2 separate regions of the Homo sapiens genome follow, and region 2 is linked to region 1. A link is an interaction called in ENCODE POLR2A ChIA-PET data of the cell type or tissue named here. Cell type or tissue: GM12878. All regions are shown on one strand. Each heading gives the region's core, and the rest is flanking DNA. Links, peaks and the distances in the headings are about the cores only. Region 1 has its middle 940 kb from the start of EPHA3. Region 2 has its middle 650 kb from the start of EPHA3.

Region 1 (8,348 bases), core at 168-8,167:
CAGCTGCGATTTATAACAACAAATGAAAGATGAAGGAAATATACAAATCATAAACTTCAAGAAACACATAAATCTTTATGAAGTCTTATCATAACTCAGGCAGAATGTTATCCTTTCAAAATCTGCCAGATCACACCAGACATTATATCCAGTTTGAAAACTCAGGTGCTTTGAAGTTGTTATCTTTGAAGTCCTCTTAGCGTTGGGGTTTTGGTCACTCCTCAGATCACAGCAATTTAGGCATTAGTTCTATGTGGTCCTATTGTTTCCCTATGCCAGTTACTGTTTCTTTTTCCCTTTAATACAAAAGCACATAATTTTGTTCTCCATGATAAATAATCTGAAAAATTTAAACACTGTTGCATAAAAAATGTTAAATGTATAAGCAATAATAAAAGACTTGGTTTATTTGCACAGAAAAAAACAACCTCTTTTCTTTCAAACTACTGTCTTCATTTTTTTTCTTTCTTTTAAGAAAATCACAGTCTGTATTGTACCCTTCAAACCAACTCCTCCTACTTGGGTTTTGTTGCTTGCAGGTAAGATTTTGGCCAGAATATGCAGACTTTCTTGTCTTCTCATGTTCATTTGTTTATTCTTTCAAATGAAAATTGGTTCGAATGTCTACTAAGTGCCAAGCACTATTCTAGGTGCTAGATACATTAGTGAACAGAATCACAGATAACCAAGAAACTTATATTCTAGTTGGGGAAAGGCATTAAAAATGAATGATTCTATGGAAAAAAATGAAAATAATCAAGCATGGTAAAGAAGATCAGAAGGCCAGTGTTAGGAGTGGGAGGCAGCAGGGAGGGATAGAAGGGGCAAGCAGGACTTAATATTAATTACGGTGAGGGCAAGCCTCATTGAAATGGTGAGATTTAAACAAGGAGATGAGTTTAGCTAAATAGATATCTGGAAGACGAACATTTCAGAATAGATAGAGCAAAAACCTTAAAACAGGAACATATCTGGTAATGTTCACACATCAAGGAAGCCAACGTGCTAAAGCCGACTGAGCTTGTGCAAAATGGTAGGAAGAGCCAGGTGGGGGAGGGGCAAAAGACAGACCATGAGAGACCATGTCGGCCATTTTATTACATACTTTAAAAGGATAGCTAAGTACCCAGGCAAGAGATTGTGGTGATTCTGAAAAGGGAAATAACAGCAGTGGATATGTTTTAAAGATAGAGTCATCATCATTTCCTGAACAGAATGGATATAAAATGTAAGAAAAAGAAAAAAGATAATTACTGCTCCAAAGGTTTCCACTTAAACGACTACAAGAATGGAAGTAAAGCAGATTTTCACGGAGCAGGAAGGAAGTAAAAGGGCAGTATAAGGACAGAATATTTGAAATTTTACAAAGTTTCAAACATGCTGCATTGTGGATGTCTATTAGACAGTGAAATGGAGATGTTAAGTAGACAATTGAATATATGAGTCTGTGGTTTGAGAGCACAGTCTGGCCAAGGGCGTTAAAAATTGGGAAGTCATCAGCATTTAAATAGTATTTAAAGTTATGAGACTGGAGGAGATGACCATAAGTCTGTAACAGACACAGACGCACACACATACACACGTACACACACACACACACACACACACACACAAAATCTAAAATCTGAACTTTGGGCCATGCCAGAGTTTTAATGGGTCAGGCAAAAAAGAAGGAACCAGCAAAGGCAACTGAGAATGAGGAATCAGTAAATTAGGAATAAAGTCATCAAGTTCAGAGTTCTGGAAATAAAATCTTAAAATATATATAAGGAAGGGAGAGGGCACAACAATATAAATGCTGCTGATAGGTTCAGTACTTCCAGTAAATATGGTTAGGTACTTTTAGAAGTTAGATATATGAAAGGTGTTCTATTTTGTTCTGAAAAGTGATGATCAAGCTATGAACCAGCAAAACTTTTAAAGGAAAGGGCTATCAGAAATCATGATAGATAGATCATGATAGAGTTTCTAGCATTACTCTACTGTATTCTGAAACTCTGATTTTGATAAAATATATCATTACACATATGTGACAGTATTCAAGTTGGATTTCAGCAGCCAAAACTTCAATGATACTGGTGGCTACTGAATCTGAATGTACAATTTTTAACATCCTCCAAATGCTTTTTGCTCTTGAATAGAAGAGATTTTGGAGTAAAAACAATCTTTAGCTCATTCTTCATTCTCTGAAACCTTAGAGACTGTTCCAACATATGTTCAATAGCATATTTATGGCTGTGACTGACTCCAGAAAACTGATTGTATTTAATCCTCTCATTATTACCTTTGGGAATAGTACACAAGTACATATTTTGAATTTTTTTTCTATTCCTGAAACTAAAAGGATCATAACAAAGCTTTGACACAATAAAGGATGTCTGCCAAATGTCAATCATTTTCCAAAGGGGTCTTTGGGGGAAGTTACTGATGAAAACACTTCTGAAATGCTTTCTAAATATTAAAAATGGAGCATTAAAAAAAACACTAAAGGCATTCTTAGACCATTTGGAAGCATGAATTTATGCTTGGCACACAACCTTCACTGATTCTCTCTCCCCATGGCCCATCCTAAATCCAAGGTGTCCAGACAAAATCTTGCCATATCAGCAAATATTACATAATTAGATTTTGTAATAGTTCTTCTAGATTTTACTTTAAAAGATTTCTCAATTAATACTAATCACTTAAAAGGCTCTTTTTAAAAAGGAAAAAATGAATTCCATTGTAAAATCGATATAACTTTTGGTAAAATAAAGATTATTTTTTAATAAAAATCATGGATATAATAGAAAAAAGTAATAGTTACATTTGAATAGGAGGCATTAATATCATTTATTAAATATATGGTACATTCAGACACTGTCCAAAATCCTCAGTATACACATCTCAATCATCAAATTATCATTTGCTTTAGATACAATTATTATGCCCACTTTATAGAAAATCAGTATCTTGCCCAAGTCACGCCTAATAGTGTAAGTGAATACTGCCCCTCGGAAAGCCACTGTGACATTTCTAGCTCCAGAACATTAGTGTCAGTCCTGAACTTGACATTTAATGTTTATATCATTTTGAAAAGTAATTCAGTTGGCCACTCAAGAGACTTAATTTCTTCTTCTATAAAAGTGATATTATCTTTAATTTTAAGTGCATTATTGTTGAAAAATATAAAATGTAAAATGTCTAATTATAATGGCAAAATATAAAATCCAAATACTGCTGAAGTATATTAATTAAAATTTTTAATTTTTTATTGAGGCAGACATTGTATTATTTAGACCTCTCCAGAGAAATGAAACCAATAGGGTGTGTATGCACAGGTAGATTAACCTTAAGGAATTGGCTCACCTGAGATTTGGACTCGCTGTCAAGTCTAAAATCTGCAGGGCAGGCCAGTGGCATGGAGACCCAGGGAAGAGTTGATGCCGCAGTCTTGAGTCCTAAGGCAGTCCAGAGGCAGAATTTCTTCCTCTTTGAAGGACTTCGGTCTTTATTCTTAAGGTCTCCAACTGATAGATGAAGTCAGTCACTTATTTTGCATGGTTATCTGGGTTACTCAAAGTCTACTGATTTAAATGTTAACCACATTTTAAAGATACCTTTAGATCAACATCCAGACTGGCATTTGACCAAACGACTGGGCACTATAGCCTAAGTTAACACATAAAATTAACCATCAGAGTCTAACACTTGTCAACTTGGCAACCCCACACATATCCTTAAGCCATACTTAATTGCACTTGATTATTAAAATTCTCCTTTGCTGAAGTCATACTTTAGCGAGCATTCACATAGGACACACATATTTTTATGTTTTTCTCCTATTCAGAGAGGTATATTGACATATCGTTTCCCCAGACCTCCTTGTCATCAATTTTCTGATTACGTTACTTTCAAGTTTCTAACCATCCATCTGAATCATTGAATCCACGTACAATCACATATCTTGCCATTTCTCTTTCCCAGCAAAATGAATAACCAGCACACTGCTTAAATTTCTGCTCACTGGAAATTTTTTTTTATTATCTTCCTTCATGGGTGTTTCGGAAAGAGACTTTAGTGCTGCATCTGTCTCCTTTCAGGTGGTGCTGAATATCATCCAGAACCATCTGTAACCCAGGCCCCGGTGTTCTCTTCCTGTGTCAACTGATCACAGGGAACTCCCCTTCAGGCCATAGGTAGAGGCTGGGAAAGATAGGGCAGTGTAGCAGGAGTGGTGACCATGAGCATTCGGTCCATTTCTTTAGGCAGCTTATGCCTTTGGGACCTGCTTGAGCCCAATCTCATACATTTCTTGCATTTGATGATGGAGTGCTACTGTGCACACTCAACTTTATGGCTTGGTGGGCCCATTTCATGAGGGCAGCATAAATTGCATGGTAACTTGATGGCCCATGTTTAAGTAATCAGTCTCTACTGATTACTTACAGTACTTACAGTAGCTTACAGTACTTACAGTAGCAAACCAAAAACTGTTTCTCAAAAGGAGGGTAGTTATCCACAGAGGATAGCAGGATTTTGCTCCCAAATCTGAAGTGTTTGCACTGTAATTCACTTACAGGGGCCTGATAAATGCTTCAGACAAAATTTTTATCTTCCACTGATACTTTATGCACCAAGAACATGCTGGATAATATGGTCTAAGAGGCACAGCAGATGGCATAGCACTATGACCTCTTACAGACACTTCTGTTCTGGGCTGCACTCAACACTGACAGCTTTCTGATAACCTGGTAAGTCATCTAGAGAAGCACACTCAGGTGAGGAAAACATTGCCTTCAAAATCCAAAGAAGCTCACTAGGCATTGTGCCTCTTTCCTGGTTGTAGGAGAGGCCTGTTGCCACAACTTATTCCTCATCTTAGAAAGAATATCTTTACGTGTCTCATACTACTGGATCCCTTGAAATTTCACTGAGGCAGAATTCCCCTGAATTTTTGTTGGATTTATTTTTCATCCTCTGACATGCAAATGTCTTACCAATAAGTTTAGAATACTTACTACTTCTGACTTACTAGTTCTAATCAGTATAATATCATCACTGTAACGGACCAGTATGATGTCTTGTGGAGATAAAAGCAATCAAGGTCTCTGAAAACTAAATTAACAACCTAAGGCTGGGAAATGGGTACACTCTGAGGTAGGACAGTAAAGGTGTATTATTGGCCTTGCCAACTGAAAGCAAACTGCGTCTCGTGGTTTTTATTAACAGAGATGGAGAAAAAAAATATTTGTCAAATCAGTAGCTACATATCAGATACTAGAGGATGTGTTAATTTTCTCAAGCAATGAAACCATATCTGGTACAGTAGCTGCAACTGGAGTCACTGCCATGTTAAGCTTAGAACAATCCACTGTCATTCTCCAAGATCTATCTATTTTCTGTTTAATAGGCAAGTTGGTTGGGGATACAGTGAGAGTCACCACTCCTGAATTTTTCAAGTTTCTGATGGTGGCACTAATCTCTGTGATTTTGCTTTTGAGTTACTATCTTCTTAGGAAGAGGAAGTTCTAGTGGCTTTCAGTTGGCCTTTCCCACCGTAAAAGACATCACCTTATAGGTCAAGGAAGAGACGTGTGGATTTTGCCAGTTGTTGATTATATCTATGTCACTTATGCATTGTGGAACTAGGGAAATAGCCACAGGATAGTTTTGGAGACTCACTGAACCCCACTGTGAAATGGACATGAGCCAAAACATCACCTTCATAAACTACTCTGACTGGTGGATCCCCATGGCATTTAGTGTCTCCTGGAAATTGTATCAATTCAGAGCCAGTGTCCAGTAATTTCTGAAGATCCTGATTGTTCTCTTTCCTGATACACAGTCACCCTGTATGATAAAAGGCTTACATCCCTGTTGGGGAAGGCTGGAAGAATTATTGGCAGTGTAGCTGGGTGCTTCCTCAAAGTTATCTCACCTCCCTTCACTTGAAGAATTTGGGCTTTATAAACTGACTCAAGTCTGAGAATTGATTGAGGGGCCATGACTGTCTGTTCTTATGATTCAGGCTAAACTTTTGTTCACTTGACTGTAGTCCTTATACAGATCAAGTACGAATTTAGTAGACTTCCAATTTATTTCACTTCTAGGAAAGTGATCAACTAGCCAATATCATAGAGCTCTGTGAATCAGACTATTTTAGTTACTGCTTTGACTCTAGTGTCCATTATAATAACCACATTTACCTTTATTTTAATGATTAAGTATCACCACTTGGCCTCTGACACAGTGAGATCCAATAATTTTCATTGAATTTTAGTTTCCCAATTTAATGGCAGCAGTTCACACTATAATTTCTGAGCTGCAAAGAAGAGTGATCATGGAGGTTTTCAGTGAGGCTGAAGTTCCCCTAACAAGTTTATTTCTCATGTTTGTGGCAATAAGTATGTCCTCTGGACTCTTCCTATGGTGGATGAGGAGGTCTTGCATGATAAATTCACACTTCTATTCCTATTTTCCCAACCCTTTGGATTCTTTTTTCTACTGCACATGAAGGCAGTTCTGGCATGTTAACTAATTAGTGTAGGTCACCTTTTATTCGTGTTTCAGCTAACCAACTAAACAAACTGTTAGAGGCTTTTCTAACCCCCCAAGATGCAATATTAAATCAACAATCTCTGTTTAGTTGGCTTAAATCAATAAATTTGGCTTGTTTCAACTTTATGTATTTTCTACCAATATCCCACACTCTTAACATTCATTCCCACACATATTTTCCATATTTCTGTCTGGATAAATTTTTAAATCATATAATTTTGTTTAGAGTGCAGCACACCTCCTCATGATCACAATTATATCTGCCTTAGTCCATTTTGGTTGCCATAAGAAAAGAGTTTAGATTAGGTACCTTGTAAACAATTGAAAATTATTTCTCACAGTTCTGGAGGCTGTAAAGCCCAGGATAAGGGCACCAGCAGATTCAGTGTCTGGTGAGGGCCTACTTGTAGGCTCATAGAACAGCACCTTCTCAATGTATCCTCACGTGGTAGAGGGAGAAAAGCGGATCTGGAGCCTATTAATAAGAGCACTAATCTCATTCATGATGCCTCCAACCTCATGACCTAACCACCTCCCAAAGGCTCCACCTTCTACCACCACCACATGGGTGATTAATTTTAACTTATTTAATTTTGGGGGAACACAAACCTTCAGATCATAGAAATACTTCACCTTTCAGGGCCTTCTGGAACTTGAGTCTAGTTATAGACTAGAAGCAAAGCAGGGTTCTGGAACTGTGTCTGGAGGTAAATCAGCAGTATCTTATAAGGCAATTATCTCAGAGAAGATCATTACAGTTTATTCAGGCAAATTAGTGTTAATCTCCTCTGGGGGGCGGGGGAGGGGAATAGCTACCTCTACTGGTAAAGAAGACCCAGCAGAATTTAGAAGCTTAATGTCCTCATCCTCATCAGTATTTTATAATACAGTATGACCACATTTTCACTTTTCAGGATCTTATTCCTTCCCAATCAATGCCCTCAATTTACCAGTAGATACCTTATGAAGTTGGGAATTAAATTTCTGTTATATTTCAGCCACTAACAGAATAAGAATCTGGGCCTCGTTTTCAGCACTTTCTCCTTTAGGACTACAAAAGATAAGGTTTTCTTTTGAGGCAGACAATATAACCTTTCAGGTAATTTATGCAGTGCTTTAGCTGGAAATTCAACCCTTTGAGCTCATACTTTTGTGTATCCACTTTTTCCAGCGCAATTACGAACAACCAGCCAATTTCATTTTACTTGTTAGTTTGATAAAAATCTTCTAAGGTATCAAATACATAGTCACCCAAAAACTTGCCTCTTATAAGTATTTAAACAGGAATATCCAATGATGATATTTTGCATATTTCTATGGACACATCACACCATGGCTATCAGTGTTTTTCCTGCTACAAATAGTGCCTTTAAATCTAATTGAGTGAGAGAATTGATTCTAGAAACCCCAGAACCAGTTCAGAAAACTCATCCTTAAGATTTAGTTTTTCTGAAACCAATCTCAATACCAAAATTTGTATTAGTCTGTGTTCCCTAGAGACAATCAATAAGTTCTATCTAAAATCTGCAGAGCAGACCAGCAGTATGGAGACCTAGGGAAAAGTTGAGTCCCAAGGAAGTTCAGGGGCAGAATTTCTTCATCTTTAGGGAAACTCAGTATTTCTCTTAAGACCTTCAACTGATTGGATGAGGTCAACACATGTAATGGAGAGTAATTTAGATTAGTCAAATTTTACAGATTTAAATGTCAATCACTTCTAAAAAAATACCTTCACAGCAACATCTACACCTGTGTTTGACCAAAAAACTGGGCACCATAGCCTAACCAAGTCAACACATAAGGTTAAT
Region 2 (8,348 bases), core at 57-8,056, 290 kb before region 1:
CTTGTAGGGACATGGTTGAAGCTGGAAACCATCATTCTCAGCAAACTATCGCAAGAACAAAAAACCAAACACCGCATATTCTCACTCATAGGTGGGAACTGAACAATGAGAACACATGGACACAGGAAGGGGAACATCACACTCTGGGGACTGTTGTGGGGCGGGGGGAGGGGGGAGGGAGAGCATTGGGAGATATACCTAATGCTAGATGACGAGTTAGTGGGTGCAGCACACCAGCATGGCACATGTATACATATGTAGCTAACCTGCACATTGTGCACATGTACCCTAAAACTTAAAGTATAATAATAATAAATAAATAAATAAATAAATAAAGAGAAGACTTCTGGATTGGAAAGCAGAAAATGAGTGCAATTACGGACGGAATGCAGGGGGATTTAAACTGAATATTAATGTTCTATTTCTTAAGCTGGTGTTATAAAAATGTATAAGTACTGTATATATTTTTAAAATGCTACATATGCATATTTTGTATATTTTTATCTGATAAATTTTACATTAAAATATTTTAAGATAAAAAATAAAAAAATATAAAAGCAAAGAGAAAATGGAGCAGAGGGAGAGAGAAAATAGGAAAATGTAATCAATGTTTAATATAAAGAAAAATAGTAAGTTAGAGGGCAAAGCAAGTGAACTCTGCAATCCTTAGCGAGATAAGAAATCACACTGATGAACCACTGTAGTCAAAGGAAATTATTTTTCCTCAGAATCCTTCGCTTGGAATTCTAATGCTGTAATTGAAATGGAAGGCAGTGTGGTCTATATCAGCTAACAGAGGCACAGGAAATCAACCACAATGATCAACCACACAGGAGACAGAGGGGCAGTGGCTTTTGAAACTTTAATTTTATTTAGTTATGTGCTTAGAAAAGAAAAAAAGGGAGGAAACTGTGAATGCTTAGTTTTGAATATTAACTGCAAAAAATATTCTAACACAACAGAAGGAGATTGTGACAAATGATGAGTGCGTTTCAAACATTTAGAGAGTTTTATTTTTTTCAAATAAGAATAGATTCATCTGAGTGCCTCTGTGGTAGAAATATCAAGTTAACATCTTTTCTTTCTTACATTACAGATATAATTATGTATCTATACACAATTCTGTATCTGTATCTATATACAATTCTGGCTCGTTGCAAGTAAAATTGAACACACTGTCTTTAAAAATGCACCTACCTACATATGTACTTACACGCATATCAATTATAAAAAGTGAACACAGATCAATTAAATACAATTTTTCAAAACTTAGAGTTTAAAAAGCAACAACAGCAGCAACAATATTTAGGCTATTTCCCACACATATTTATTTTAAGAGGTTGTTTAATTTGCAAAACCTCCCAGTGCTGAGGGACTTAGAGCTGCAAAATGTTAGAACAGAAGGAACATCAGAGTTCATAAAATTCAACCTCCAATTATGTTGATATTACAATTGGAGGAAATGCAACTGATTGTGCTTGTTGTTTAATGTCACGGAGTTAGTGGTAAGCAGAACTGTTAAGTTGGCCCTAAGCTAATTCTGTGTACCTTACATGTTGGCAAGGATGTGGTGGGGTGAGGAGACAATGATGGTACCAACCTAGGAGAAAAAAGAAGTTTTATTGGAGGAACATGAAGAAAATATGCCTGCTCTAGGGCCTTTACCTACCCTAGGTGAGAAGGCTGGCTCGGGAGATGCAATGTGCTCTGTGTTGCATAAAGACAATTTATTACAACAGTTCACAAGAGACGTGTAATGAGACCGTGCAGGTAGGGTTACCTGGTAAAATACGAGACACACAGTTACTTTTTAATTTCAGGTAAAATTTCTTTCTTAGTATAAATATGCCCCATGCAATATTTGAGACATACAGATATTAAAAATGTATCATTATTTATCTGAAATTAAACTCTAATTGGGTTTCCTATATTTTCATTTGGTAAAACTGGCATCCCTACATTTAGGGCATTTCCAGAAAAGCAGGAATGCTGCCAGGCCTAGGCACAGCAAGAGAATACCCAGGTCTCCATGAACTCTCTGGGAAAGAATATAGTATCAATGATTTGTAGGGTGTGAAATGCTTTTTAAAGGCTAAAATGATTATCTATGTCTATTTTTAGAGACTTGTAATTTCTTAAAAAAATTTAACTTGGGGGTAAAAGTATCTTTCTGCCATTTTGTAGCTATCAGGAATGTATCAATATAGTATTATTTGATACAATAAATATTTGCAGAAAAACAATTATAAGACAATGATATGGGCATTACAAAATAATTATAGTTCTTCAGTTTAAAATTAAGTATTCTCTTCCCTATAATACATGGCTGGTTAGATTACTGAAATAGATTTTAAATCAGTAAACCATAAAGTAACCTTCAACTCTGCATTTTCTTGGTTATACTCAAGAATTTATATATTTTGGGGGAAAGATGAATTATTGAGTACTCCAAAGAGAATACTATAAACACCTTTATGCAAATAAACTAGAAAATTTAGACAAAATGGATAAATTCCTGGATACGTATACCCTCCCAAGACTGAACCAGGAAGCGGAATCACTGATTAGACCAATAACAAGTTCTGAAATTGAGGCAGTAATAAATCGCCTACCAACCAAAAAAAGTCTAGGGCCAGATGGATTTATAGCTGAATTCTACCAGAGGTACAAAGAGGAGCTGGTACCATTTCTTCTGAAACTATTCCAAGCAATTGCAAAGGAGGGACTCCTCCATGACAAAAAACAGCTGATATCATACTGAAGGGGCAAAAGTGGGAAGCATTTCCCTTGAAAACCTCCACAAGACAAGGATGCCCTCTCTCACCACTCCTATTCAACATAGTATTGGAAGTTCTGGCCAGGGCAATCAGGCAAGAGAAAGAAATAAAGGTTATTCAAATAGGACAAGAGGAAGTCAAATTGTCTCTGTTTGCAGATGACATGATACTGTATGTAGAAAACCCCAATATCGCAGCCCAAAAGCTTCTTAAGCTGACAAGCAACTTCAGCAAAGTCTCAAGATACAAAATCAATGTGTAAAAATCACAAGCATTCCTACACACCAATGACAGAGGAGCAAAGAGCCAAATCATGAATGAATTCCCATTCACATTTGCTACAAAGGAAGAAAATACCTAGGAATACAGCTAACAAGGGAAGTGAAAGACCTCCTCAAGGAGAGCTACAAACCACTGCTCAAAGAAGTCAGAGGGAACACAAACGAATGGAAAAACATCCCATGCTCGTGGATAAAAAGAATCAATATTGTAAAAATGGCCATGCTGCCCAAAGTAATTTAGAGATTCAATGCTATTCCCATTAAACTACTATTGACGTTCTTCCCAGAATTAGAAAAAAATATATATTTTAAAATTCGTATGGAACCAAAAAAGCACTAATATAGCAAGATAATCCTAAGCAAAATGAACAAAGCTGGAGGGATCACACTACCCAACTTCCAACTATACTACAAGACTACAGTAACCAAAACTGTAACCTCTGTTCCACTGGTCTATGTGTCTGTTTTGGTACTGGCATGGTACATCATCATTGGTGTGCAGAAATGCTACTGAGTTTTGTACACTGATTTTATGTCCTAAAACTTTACTGAAGTCATTTATCAGTTCCAGGAGGTTTTATTTGGTAGGGTCTTTAAGGTTTTCTAGATCTAGAATTGTATCATCAGAGAAGAGAGCTAGTTTGACTTTCTCTTTTCCTATTTGGTTGTGGGTTTTTGTTTGTTTGTTTGTTTGTCTGAGACAGAGTCTTGCTCTGTTAGCCAGCCTGGTTCAGTGGTGCGATCTCTGCTCACTGCAACTTCCACCTCCCAGGTTCCAGCGATTCTCCTGCCTCAGCCTCCCAAGTTGCTGGGATTACAGGCACCCGCTAACATGCCTGGCTAATTTTGTATTTTTAGTAGAGATGGGGTTTCGCCATGTCGGTTAGGCTGGTCTTAAACTCCTGACCTCAGGTGATCTGCCCGCCTTGGCCTCCCAAAGTGCTGGGATTAGAGGCGTGAGCCACAGCGCCCGGCTTGGTTGTGTTTTCTTTCTGTTACCCGATGGCTCTGGCTAGGACATCCTGTACTATGTTGAATAGGAGTAGTGAGACTGAGCATCTTTGTCTTGCTCCAGTTCTCTAGGAAAATGTTTCCAGCTTTAGTCTATTCAATATGATGTTGGCTATGGATTTGACATCATAGATGACATTTATTATTTTGAGATATATTTATTTGATGCCTAGTTTTGTGAGAGTTTTTATTATGAAAGAAATTTGAATTTTATCAAAGGCTTTTTTGTGTTATCTATTGAGACAAACATGTGGTTTTTATTTTTAATTCTCTTTATGTCTTGAATCACATTTATGGATTTGCATATGTACAACCAACTTTGCATCCCAGTAATGAAGTCTACTTGGTCATGGCGAATTATCTTTCAGATGTGCTGCTGGATTTTGTTGAGGATTTTCGCTTCTATGTTCATCAGGGAAATTGGCCTGCTGTTTTCTTTTTTCACCATGTCTTTGCCAGGTCTTGCCAATGTGTTACTGACTTCATAGAATGAGTTAGAGATTAGTTTCTCCTCCTCAATCTTTAAAATAGTTTCAACACAATTGGTAACAGCTCTTCTTTATACATTTGATAGAATTCAGCTTTGAATTCATCTGTTGCAGAGCTTTTTTTGGTTGGTAGATTTTTTTTTTTATTACTGATTCAATTTTGGGACTCAATATTGGTCTGTTCAGGGTTTCAATTTCTTCCTGATTCAATCTTGGGAAGTTGTGTGTTTCTAGGAATTGATCCATTCCCTCTAGATTTTTCTTGTTTTTGTGTATAGAGGTGTTCATAATAGTCTCTGGGGCTCTTTTGTATTTCTGTGAGATGTGTTGTAATGTCATCTTTGTTGTTTCTGATTGTGCTTATTTGGGTCTTTTCTCTTTTTTTCTTAGTTAACCTAGCTAGCAGTCTATTGATCTTGTTGATCCTTTCAAAAACCAACTTTTGGTTTTATTGATTCTATGCTTGAATTTTTTGCTCTAAATTTTGTTCAGTTCTGCTCTGATTTTGGCTGTTTCTTTTCTTCGACTAGCTTTAAGGTTGGTTTGTTCTTGTTTTCTTGCTCCTTTACTTGTTATATGAGATCATTATTTGAGATTTCCCTAACTTTTTGAGGTGAGAGTATGGCACTATAAACTCTCCTGTTTACACTGCATTTGCTGCACCCCATAGATTTTTGGCATGTTGTATCTCTGTTTTCATTATTTCAATTTTTTTTATTTCTGCCTTAATTTCATTGCTCACCTAAAAGTCATTCAAGAACAAGTTGTTTAATTTCAATGTAATTGTATGGTTTGGGGAGACCTTCTGGGTATTGAGTTCTATTTTTATTCCACTGTGGTCCCAGAGTGTGGTTGATATGTTTTGATTTTATTGAATTTATTGAGATTTGCTTTATCACTGAGCAAGTGGTTGATCCTGGAATATGTGCCATGTATAGATGAGAAGAATATGTATTGTATGTTTGATGGGTGGAGTATTCTGCAGTTGTCTATCAGGTCCAATTGGTCAAGTGTCAAATTTAAATCCAGAATTTCTTTGTTAGTTTTTTTCCTTAATGATGTCTTTAATGCTATAAGTAGATTGCTGAAGTCCTCCATTTTTATTCTGTGGCTTTCTAAGTCTTTTTCTGTCTAGAAGTGTTGTTTTGTGAATCTAGGTGCTCCAATGTTGGGTGCATATATATTTAGGTTTAATTACCTTGTTGAATTGAACTCCTTATTAGTATGTAATGCCCTTCTTTGTCACTTTTTACTGTTGTTGATTTAATGTCTCTTTTGTCTGATAGAAGAATTGTGACACCTGTTCTTTTTTGTTTTCTATGTATATGATAAGTCTTTCTTCAATCTTTTAAGTTGATTTATGGGTGTCATTATGTGTGAAATGGGTCTCCTGAAGACAGCAGATGAATAAATAGATAAGTCTAATTTTTGTAATGCAAGTTGCTACTCTGTGCCTTTTAAGTAGGGTTTTTCCATTGTTTATATTCAATATTAATATTGATATATTTGGTTTTGACCCTATCATAAAGTTGTTAGATGGCCGCTTTGTAGTTTCTATTGTGTGCTTACTTTATAGGGTCTGTGAACTATGTACTTCAGTGTATTTTTGTGGTAGCAGGTGTTATTCTCTTATTTCCATGTTAGAACTCCCTTAAGACTCTCTTGTAAGGCTGATCTAGTGGTAATGAATTTCCGTTCCCTTAGTACTTGTTTGTTTGTAAAAGATTGTATATCTGCTTCATTTATGAAGCCTAGTTTGGCAGAATATGAAATTCTTGGTTGGATTTTCTTGTCTTTATGGATACTGAAACTCCATTCTCCCCAGGCTTGTAAACTTTCTGCTGAGAAGTCTGCTGTTAGTCTGATGGTATTCCTTTTGTATGTCATCTGATATTTTACTTTAGCTGCCTTTAAGATTTTTTTCAGGCAAGGCACAGTGGCTCACACCTGTAATCCCAGCACTTTGGGAGACCAAGGCAAGTGGATCACTTGAGGCCAGGAGTTTGAGGCCAGCCTGGCTAACACAGCAAATACTGTCTCTATTAAAAATATAAAAATTAGTTTGGTGTGGTGGTATACTCCTGTAGTCACAGCTACTCGGGAGGGTGAGGCGAGAGTATTGCTTGAACCCAGAAGGTGGAGGTTACAATGAGCCAAGATTGTGCCACTGCACTCCAACCTGGGCAACAAGAAAGACTTTGTCAAAAAAAAAAAAAAAAAAAAAAAGAGAGAGAAAGAAAAAACAGAAAAGAAAAATAAATTGTTTTCTTTAGCATTGACCTTGGATATTCTGGTGACTATATGCCTCATGACATTCATTTTGTATAGTATTTTGCAGATGTTCTCAGGTTTTCTTCTAACTCTCTAGGGAGATTAGGGAGGTTTTCTTGAATTATTTTCTGAAATATGTTTTTCAGGATTTTTTTTCTCCTAATCTATCAGCAATGTCAATGATTCATAGGTTTGATCACTTTACACAATCAAAGACTGTCCATTTTTAAAATTTATTTTTCTTTTACATTTTTTCTGACTGGGTTAATTTGAAAGAATGGGCTTCAAGCACTGAACTTTTTCTTCTTCTTCCTCCAGTCTACTAATAAAGATTTCAGTTGTATTTTAAAAATAATTAAATAAGTTTTTCAATTTCAGCAGCTCTAATTCATTTTGTTTTAAGATGTTTGTCTCCTCTTTCATTTCTTGGATTGATTTAGAAGTTTCTTTGTGTTGATTTTCAACCTTGTCTTGGATCTTGTTGAGCTTCCTTGCAATCCGTACTCTCAATTCTTCATCTATCTTTTCTGTCTTTCCATTTTGATTAAGAACCATTGCTGGAGAGCTAATGTGATCCTTTGGTGGATCACAAAATTCAGATTTTTCATTGTGCCAGTTTTTCTGCACTGATTCCTTCTCATCTGGAGACTCTGGCACTTCTAACTTTTTACTTATTTTGTGGGACAGGATTTTCTTTATTCTTTCCCTATACTATTATTATTATTATTTATTTCCCTTTCCTCCTGCCAAAGGGAGTGACTGTAGCAAATCCTGGGTAGCGGCTTTGGCTTTGCTTCTTTGCATTTCTGTCAGCAGGTTTTACATTGGGCTGGGTTCAACCTATGAGCCAGTAGATGATGATGGGTAAGAGGTGCTGATGGGTAAGAGCCAGCTAAGGTGTCTGTGTTGTTTACCTGATCCTTGTTTACTAGGAGAAACTCTCTGTTGCCTCAGCCAATGGGCGGATCTGTGGAGTGCACAGTGGTCTCCCTGCTCAACCCGAGGGGTGTGGGGTAAAAATGGGTGGGCCCAGACCAGACAGGCCCACCTAAGGGTCTCTTGATGGCAGACACAAGCACCAGTGCTGAGGGCAAGTTCTGTAGATGATCATAAAGCCCCCAGAGGTGTGCCTAGGCATGGAGCTCTGAAATCTCCTTGGCCCCAAATTCTCTACACAGGGATTGAGGGTGGCCTAATGTCCTAATCCAAGACAGTGGGTGCTCCAGATGCCTGAAGGTCTGCCTGAGTGTAAAGCACAGAGGGCCCCACTTCAGCACAATATGCACAGAAAAGGTGGGGCAGTTGAGGCTGCTCATCTGGGAAAGTGGGTGCTCCAACTGCCTGGAGCTCTGCCTGGATATGAAGCAGACAGGGCCCCATTGGACCCAGATCTCTGCACAGGAAGGGTGAGGTGGCTCAGGCTGATGATCTTGGCAAGTGGGTACTCCAAATACCTGGAGATCAGCCTGTGCATAAAGTAGAGAGTGTCCCACTGCACCAGGATCTCTGTACAGGATGAA

Evidence for each region. ChIA-PET counts read pairs that join two places held together with the same protein. Peaks named below come from ENCODE experiments on the same cell type or tissue, not always from the same donor. Only the 100,000 strongest peaks of a DNase experiment are listed, where the experiment ranks them.
Region 2: POLR2A ChIA-PET joins it to region 1 with 5 read pairs; 2 of 35 experiments call an interaction of 5 or more read pairs at or near these places.

Annotation. Positions count from the first base shown.
Region 1 is chr3:90,042,020-90,050,367 of GRCh38, forward strand. No RefSeq gene overlaps it. Among named protein-coding and RNA genes, the nearest start is that of EPHA3, 940 kb to the left of the region's middle. In GM12878, for the core only: no CTCF peak of the experiment used is centred there; no DNase peak of the experiment used is centred there.
Region 2 is chr3:89,753,323-89,761,670 of GRCh38, forward strand. No RefSeq gene overlaps it. Among named protein-coding and RNA genes, the nearest start is that of EPHA3, 650 kb to the left of the region's middle. In GM12878, for the core only: no CTCF peak of the experiment used is centred there; a DNase peak (open chromatin) is centred at 3,561.